Regions from separate parts of the Homo sapiens genome. Here regions 1 and 2 are each linked to region 3. The links are chromatin contacts, found by Hi-C or POLR2A ChIA-PET in ENCODE. All regions are on one chromosome and are shown on one strand. Each heading gives the region's core, a stretch centred on a gene start or an enhancer-like site at or near the end of the contact. The rest is flanking DNA. Distances are from core to core; before and after follow the strand shown. Region 1 has its middle 25 kb from the start of GABARAPL2. Region 2 has its middle 8.7 kb from the start of MLKL. Region 3 has its middle 6.8 kb from the start of CTRB2.

The links. Hi-C counts contacts between places; a loop is a spot of excess contacts on that map. ChIA-PET counts read pairs that join two places held with the same protein, here RNA polymerase II (POLR2A). Pooled maps may share reads with other maps.
Region 1: a map of IMR-90 shows a loop between it and region 3 (14-fold over the local background). The contact joins two enhancer-like sites. A Hi-C loop is called at or near these places in 1 of 168 maps with a recorded cell type or tissue (IMR-90) and 4 of 50 pooled maps. POLR2A ChIA-PET finds 5 or more read pairs at or near these places in 1 of 52 experiments (activated T-cell).
Region 2: a pooled map shows a loop between it and region 3 (15-fold over the local background). The contact joins two enhancer-like sites. A Hi-C loop is called at or near these places in 1 of 168 maps with a recorded cell type or tissue (PC-9), 1 of 37 single-sample maps with no recorded cell type and 8 of 50 pooled maps. POLR2A ChIA-PET finds 5 or more read pairs at or near these places in 1 of 52 experiments (OCI-LY7).

Annotation. Positions count from the first base shown.
Region 1 is chr16:75,589,867-75,592,566 of GRCh38, reverse strand. No RefSeq gene overlaps it. Among named protein-coding and RNA genes, the nearest start is that of GABARAPL2, 25 kb to the right of the region's middle. Within about 2 kb of position 1,271, at least 17 of the 41 ENCODE cell types and tissues checked have a DNase peak (open chromatin) inside an H3K27ac peak, as active enhancers do.
Region 2 is chr16:74,708,203-74,710,902 of GRCh38, reverse strand. No RefSeq gene overlaps it. Among named protein-coding and RNA genes, the nearest start is that of MLKL, 8.7 kb to the right of the region's middle. Within about 2 kb of position 1,307, at least 3 of the 41 ENCODE cell types and tissues checked have a DNase peak (open chromatin) inside an H3K27ac peak, as active enhancers do.
Region 3 is chr16:75,199,050-75,201,749 of GRCh38, reverse strand. No RefSeq gene overlaps it. Among named protein-coding and RNA genes, the nearest start is that of CTRB2, 6.8 kb to the left of the region's middle. RefSeq lists enhancers at 174-253, 2,105-2,399. Within about 2 kb of position 1,274, at least 4 of the 41 ENCODE cell types and tissues checked have a DNase peak (open chromatin) inside an H3K27ac peak, as active enhancers do.

The sequences.
Region 1 (2,700 bases), core at 22-2,521, 390 kb before region 3:
TACAGTGAATCCAAAGAAAGCAAAGCACAGAACAGCATTACAACCATGCCATTTATATTAAAAAAGCATGAAAGAGGCCGGGCGCAGTGGCTCATGCCTGTAATCCCAGCACTTTGGGAGACTGAGGCAGGCGGATCACCTGAGGTTGGGAGTTCAGGAGCAGCCTGGCCAACATGGAGAAACCTCGTCTCTACTAAAAATTAAAAATTAGCCGGGCGTAGTGGTGCATGCCTATAATCCCAGCTACTCGGGAGGCTGTCAGGAGAATCGCTTGAACCCGAGAGGCGGAGGTTGTGGTGAGCCAAGATCAGGCCATTGCACTCCAGGCTGGGCAACAAGAGCAAAACTCCGTTTCAAAAAAAAAAAAGGCATGAAAGATATGTAACTGTTTAGCTTGTATATACTAAAGTATCTCTGAATCGACTTACAAGAAACCAGTCATCGAACAGGAAAAAGGATGGCTGGGGTCCAAGGAGTGGGAGGGAGACTTTTTACTGAATACCTTTTAAAAAAAATTTTTTTTTTAATTATTATACTTTAAGTTTTAGGGTACATGTGCACATTGTGCAGGTTAGTTACATATGTATACATGTGCCATGCTGGTGCGCTGCACCCACTAACTCGTCATCTAGCATTAGGTATATCTCCCAATGCTATCCCTCCCCCCTCCCCCCACCCCACAACAGGCCCCAGAGTGTGATGTTCCCCTTCCTGTGTCCATGTGTTCTCATTGTTCAGTTCCCACCTATGAGTGAGAATATGCTGTGTTTGGTTTTACCCTTTTAAAATTTTGAACCATGTTAATTATATTTTTTAAATAAATTTTTTAAATGAAATAAAAATTAGTGGAAAAAGATTTCTCTATCTTAAACTGCATTAACACCAGAAAACACGTAGAGGCAATGTTGCATAGGGAAGAGGAACCTCACAAGCTGCTTTAGGCAGCTGAATTCCGCAGAATTACTGTCTTCTGGAATTTGGCTCTTTCAGGGAAGTTTAAACTTTCAGCATTGCTGTTTATTCTGTGCCCATAAGTGGGTTCTAATGTTATGACTGTGTTGCATAATTTGTATTTTCTTCATAATTTTCAAAACTTGGCTTGATTTAAATAATTGTATAGGTTTCATGTAGTCATTTCTGCATAGGGTTAAACGCCTTGTTTTATGGAGTTGATCAGCGCCAAGCATGAGCTCACTGTCTGGGGAAACAAGGCTGCTATGGAGATAATGACCAACCCTGGCTGCCAGTGCCTCTGGTCGGAAGAAATGCAAGCCCTGTCTGATTTGGTAGTGTCTGTGGCTGGGGGAAAGCTGCCTCCACCTGGACCTTGGCAAGACTTTTTGGATTTAAGACAGTGTTCTGAGCAAGCCTTAGCCAAAATTTTCCAGCTCCTAAAACCCACTTCCCTTGCTGGCTAGTTAAATGGCTTAGGACAGTGTTATCTTTTCAACTGCCACTGCCTCCTGAGATGGTGTCTGGGAAAGCCAGAGGAGCTGTTAAAATGAGTCCCACCGCAGCAGAAAAGCTATTGAAACCAGGAGACAGCTTCCAACTGGAAAAATACTTAGTATCTAAGTGCTTACTTTCAAGAGCTCAAGCAGCTCTTCCCATAGGCGGCTATCCCGAAGGAATGGTTGAATACAGAAACAGCCAAGGAGGCAGATATTTTAGACAAAGTACATTTATTTTCCAGAAAGAGTAGTTTTTTTAATACCCCATATTGAAGAATTGTTGACCTTCACATCCTATAAATGTGAATCCTTTTAAACTTAAACGTGTCTGTACTGGGGCTGAGACTGACTTGCTGTAACACCATCCAGATGAATCCAAAACAAATCTTTATACCTATGGTCCAAAAGTGGTAGGAAAATTCTGTAAAGATTTAAGGGCTTCAGGCAAAGTTGTTTGAATTCAATTTTTATTTCTTAAAACTGGGGACCCAAAATGAATCAAAAGGGATAGATGTCAGATGAGTGGTTATTGCCTGATGTGGTGGGGGATGGGGAGCAGGCGGTTGAGTTAGAAAGAGGCACAGGAGCACCCTCTGGGAGATGGAAACATCCTGTGTTTTGATTGGAGCGTTGATTATATTGGTGTAAACATTTGTCGAAATTAAGTCTACACGTTAATGTTCGTGTACTTTACGTAATTATACCTCAAATTTAAAATGCAAAAAAACAAAAACATAGCCCTTATTACTTTGTGTAGTAGAATAAAACTGGGCCTAGATACTCAAGCAATTGTGTCCTAGTACCAGTTCTGCCACTAACTTCTATGTGTATGTGGGGAAAGTATGTAACCTCTACTTATAACTTCTCATCTGTCCTACCAAATTAGATCCTCGCATTTAGGATGCTCAGTTTTTTTCAACTGTTAGGTAGGATTCTCATAAAAATTATTAATTGGATAGATAATACAAAGAGAAATTTTCTCTAGGAAACTGCCCATTGTTGATGTGACTACATATGGCCTCAGTCATGTTGGTGACAAGGGAGGGATGAAAATAACTTTTTTGTTTTTTAGACAGAGTTTCACTCTTGTTGTCCAGGCTGGAGTACACCGGCGTGATCTGGGCTTACCACAACCTCCACCTCCTGGGTTCAAGCGATTCTCCTGCCTCAGCCTCCCGAGTACCTGGGATTACAGGCATGTGCCACCATGCCCGGCTAATTTTGTATTTTTAGTAGAGATGGGGTTTCT
Region 2 (2,700 bases), core at 58-2,557, 490 kb after region 3:
GTCTCGCTCTGTCGCCCAGGCTGGAGTGCAGTGGCGCGATCTCGGCTCACTGCAACCTCCGCCTCCCGGGTTCACGCCATTCTCCCACCTCAGCCTCCCAAGTAACTGGGACTACAGGTGCGCGCCACCACACCTGATAATTTTTGTATTTTTAGTAGAGATGGAGTTTCACCATGTTGCACAGGCTGGTCTCAAACTCCTGTGCTCAGGCAGTCCTCCTACCTCAGCCTCCCAAAGTGCTGGGATTACAGGAGTGAGCCACCGCACCCGGCCATATTGCCTGCGTTTTCACAGCAGGGCAAAATACAGGAAGGCCACGAGGCCTGCAATCCCCAAGCAGTTAGTGCTCACGGAGCAGCCCCCACCTCAGTGAGCATCTAGGGGAGCTGGAGGATTTTGCCATCAAGTGTAAGAGTCAAAGATTAGATGTTAGAGCAAGCACAGGATATTATCAAAATGCCAACACATCTGGCCTGATGGGAAAAGCCTAGACCTGTGACGTGGGATTGTGTTTATTCCTGCAGTGGGAGAGACACTAAACCAAAAAAGTTTTATGTTTGCTCAGGGAGGTAGCTATTGATTTATTTATAGAGAGAGGTTCTCACTCTGTTGCCCACGCTAGGGTGCAGTGGCGCGATCATAGCTTACTGCAGTCTTGACCTCCCAGACTCAAGAGATCCTCCTACATCAGCCTCCCAAACAGCTGGGACCGCAGGCATGTGCCATCGTGCCCAGCTAATTTTTTAATTTTTCTAAGTAGAGACAGGGTCTCTCTATGTTACTCAGACTGATCTCGAACTCCTGGCCTCAAGCAATCCCCCCAGCTCAGCCTCCCATAGTGCTGGGATTACAGGCATGAGCCACAACACCCAGCCAAGAGGGCCATTTAAATTCTGATCAGCATAAAGTAAATCTGCAGATTGACTGACCCTCAGTGGCCCTACAAATTTGCCTCGCCTGATTCTCCAGGGATGACCCAGCTTCCATGGTCAAGAACAGACCAAAAAATAGCCATCATATTTATTTCTGGTATTGTGTTTGTATTTCCAGACATGCTGTCTTTGGGAGTTCCTTAGTTGATCTGAAGAACAGCCCTCTTAATTCTGCTCTGTTCCACTCCCCCGTTGGCTCTGACCTCTGATCTCTGCCTTTGAACTTTGTGTGATTTTTTATTGTGCCCAGCACAATGACCAACTTGTAACAGAGCCCAATAAATGCTTGTCTTGTCTGCATCAGATCTCAGACGGTAAGAATAACTGGGCCTTGCCTCTCCACCTGTTCCCGGCCTCTGCTGCCCTCTGGTGGCAGCATGCAGCCCTACTCCATTATTACTGCCCTCGCGGGGACTGTTTTGGAAGCAGGTATCTGTGATTTCAAAATTCTAGCCTTTCCCAATTTACCCGTTCTGTTGACTTACATTCTTGACTCATCTGCCATTTTTGAGAGGAAGTTGGAAATATGTATATGAATAGTTCTAACTTTCAAAAAAGCCATAATGGTTGCAAAATTTCAACTGGAGTTTTCTTTACAGTTAGGTGTTTTGCCCAAAGACCACACCAGGCTCCAATGAATAAATGTTATCTATAAAGAATGCCACAAGATGAATGTAAAATTTGGAAAATTCCAGGACTCTCATCTCATAAGTGTCTGTCCCATCTCAGACACCTATAGCGGAGAGGAAGAAATTTAAAAGAAGAAAAAAATTTTTGTTCTGGCAAAAGCAGTGGGGTTATATCTTCTTTTAGGTTCCCTAAAAATGGGATTACAGGCGTGGTGGCTCTTGCCTGTAATCCTAGCACTTTGGGAGGCCGAGACAGGCAGATCTCCTGAGGTTGGGAGTTTGAGACCAGCCTGACCAACATGGAGAAACCCCGTCTCTACTAAAAATACAAAATTAGCCGGGCGTGGTGGCCGATGCCTGTAATCCCAGCTACTTGGGAGGCTGAGGCAGGAGAATCTCTTGAACCCAGGAGGCGGAGGTTGTGGTGAGCTGAGATCGCACCACTGCACTCCAGCCTGGGCAGCAAGAACAAAATTCTGTCTCAAAAAAACAAACAAACAAACAAAAATCAAAACCTAAAACAAGCACATGGATGCAGGCAGTCTATTTGGGAGGTGATTGCAGAAATAAAGAGCGAGAACCAGGGAGGTCTAGAAAGGGAGAAGTTGGAGGAGCAGTGTAAGGTTGAGTATGTGAGGTTCTCCTACAGATTCTGTAAGGGCATCTTGAGAAGCACAGAGAAAATGTATCGGAATTGTCCAATAGGACAGGAGGCTGGAGCATTTATCACCAGCTTCCACTCCTATGGGTGAGGACTGTCTTCAGTGACATCGATTCACCCTCACTTAGGGACTTCCCAGCCATGCAAGCCAAGCAGATGCTGGCTTTGGCAAAAGTCCTTGGACAAAAGCAGGAACATAGAGGTATGCATTTGTAGTGGGATTCTATCAGTACAAGTTGAGTATGAGCTTGTTAGGCAGGAGCTAGCCACTGGAACTGTGGCTGAAATGAAAGCTGAGACAGAGTTCACACAGAACCTTCCACCGCAATTGAGGCTAAGACCAGAGGCAGACAGAGGGGGCATGATGAGGAGGAACAGATGTGTTTGCTACAGACCCCAAAGGGTCATATCCTCAATGTAAGAGTGAACCAAGAGGAAACCCACCTCCCCAGGGCACTGCAAGTGAAATCTCCTGCGT
Region 3 (2,700 bases), core at 25-2,524:
CCACCACCATGCCTGGCTAATTTTTGTATTTTTAGTAAGAACAGGGTTTCACCATGTTGGCCAGGCTGGTCTCAAACTCCTGACCTCAACTGATCCACCTACCTCGGCTTCCTAAAGTGCTGAGATTACAGGTGTGAGCCACCACACCTGGCCTTTTTTATTGCAATTTGATACACACTTTATAGTTCTAAGTCTTTTTCATTTCCTCCCCTGTACAGTGCCTCGGCATGACCCACTTTATCCTGAGGGCACCTGCAGGCCAGGGGCAGGCACCCATTGCCCCAAAGCCCTGGAGCTGGGTCGGAAGCAGAGCAGAACCCTGGTGCTCACTTCCTGTTTTTTCCTTGCACAGCCGAGTTCACAGCCTTCTGCCTTGGGCCACAGCTCTAGCCTCCCCACGTAACCACAGGTTCCGATCTTTGCTTCTTCTCCCAGGTCTTCCTGTCTCTTGATGTTTCCCTCTAAAGATCCATCATGGGCTGGGAATGGTGGCTTACGCCTGTAATCCTAGCACTTTTGGGGGCCGAGGAGGGCAGATCATGAGGTCAGGAAATTGAGACCATCCTGGCCAACATGGTGAAACCCCATTGCTATTAAAATACAAAAATTAGCCAGGTGTGGTAGTGGGTGTCTGTAGTCCCAGCTACTCAGGAGGCTGAGGCAGGAGAATCGCTTGAACCCAGGAGGCAGAGGTTGCAGTGAGGCGAGATCTTGCCACTGCACTCCAGCCTGGTGACAGAGTGAGACTCCATCTAAAAAAAATCTATCATGGCTGGTCCTGGGGGGCAGCCAACATTCCACACTAACCCGGCATCTTGGCAGGAATGGAATGGGCTCCCTCCTGCATTTTCTACTTCACTGGCTTTCCTAATACCTTTCTCTGCCCGTGCACTGTCAGCCGTTCTGATGATGCGTCTAATAGGTTGGAATTAAGGTTATAGATGGAATTTAATTATAAGGACATGAAGAGAAATTAACTTGGAGAATGGATGTGTGAAGAGGGGAAAAGCAAAATGAGAGAGAGCTTGGGCACAGGAGTGGGATCCAAAGTCGACTATTAAAAATAGTATCAAGCCGGCCGGGCGCAGGGGCTCACACCTGTAATCCCAGCACTTTGGGAGGCAGAGGCAGGCGGATCATCTGAGGTCAGGAGTTCGAGTCCAGCCTGGCCAACATGGTGAAACCCCCATCTCTACCAAAAATACAAAAATTAGCCAGGCGTGGTGGCACATGCCTGTAATCCCAGCTACGCAGGAGGCAGAGGCACAAGAATTGCTTGAACCCAGGAGGCAAGAGGTTGCAATGAGCCAAGATGGTGCCACTGCACTCTTGCCTGGGCAACAGAGTGAGACTGTCTCAAAAAAAAAAAAAAAAGCAGAGGCGGGTGGATTGTTTGAGGCCAGGAGTTTGAGACTAGCCTGGGCAACATAGTGAGACTCCTTTAAAAAAAAGAAAAAGTAGCTGGGTGCAGCGGGTGGCACCTGTAATGTGCTGCTCAGGAGGCTGGGGCATGAGGATCACTTGAGCCCAGGAGTTCGAGGCTGCAGTGAGCTATGATCACACCACTGCACTGCAGCATGGGTGACAGAGCAAGACCCTGTCACCCTGTCTTTCTCTGTGTGTGTGTGTGTGTATTTTTTTTTCTTTTTTTGAGATGGAGTCTTACTCTGTTGCCCAGGCTGGAGTGCAGTGGTGCAATCTCAGCTCACTGCAACCTCTTCCTCCCAGGTTCAAGCAATTCTCCTGCCTCAGCCTCCTGAGTTGCTGGGATTACAGGTGCATGCCACCATGCCCAGCTAATTTTTGTATTTTTAGTGGAGACATGTATTTCACCATGTTGGTCAAGCTGGTCTCGAACTCCTGACCTCAGGCGATCCACCCACCTCGGCCTCCCAAAGTGCTGGGATTACAGGTGTGAGCCACCGCGCTGGGTGTCTCTATATATAATTAGAGCCACCGCGCCCAGTCTCTCTCTATATAATTAAGAGCCAGGTTTCTTAAGGAAACTCCCAGCTCAGTGAGGGAGAACTGCTCTTAAACACAGAGGAAATTACATGTATTTTATTATGTCAACAACCATCTACATACAAATAAATGTGAGGCGTAAGTAATATAAAAATGGAATAGCAAGCACAAACCTGGCTAAGGGACTTTTTCACTTGCTGGTGAAATCTGCGTCTGTCCCCCGCTCCACCCACCGGCCTCCCAAGAGTCTGAAAACCACCCGGTATAAGGCTGCCACCTGGTGGCCAATATGAAAACTGCATATAGCTATGCCTTACTGTTCCTAACCCAGCGTTGTTTCAAAGAAATACAAAAGAAATACAAGGCGAGCCAAATGGATGATTTTAAATTTTCTGGTAGCCCTACTGAAAAAGTAAAAAGAGGCCGGGCACGGTGGCTCACGCCTGTAATCCCAGCACCTTTGGGAGGCTGAGGCGGGCGGATCGCTTGAGCCCAGGAGTTCGAGACCAGTCTGGGCAACATAGTGAGACCCTCTTCTCTACAAAAAAAAAATGCAAAAATTAGCTGGGTGTGGTGGTGAGACCCTGTCTCTTAAAAAAAAAAAAAAAAAAAAGAGGGACTGGCGCGGTGGCTCACGCCTGTAATCCCAGCACTTTAGGGGGCCGAGACAGGCGGATCACGAGGTCAGGAGATGAGACCATCCTGGCTAACACGATGAAACCACGATGAAACCCC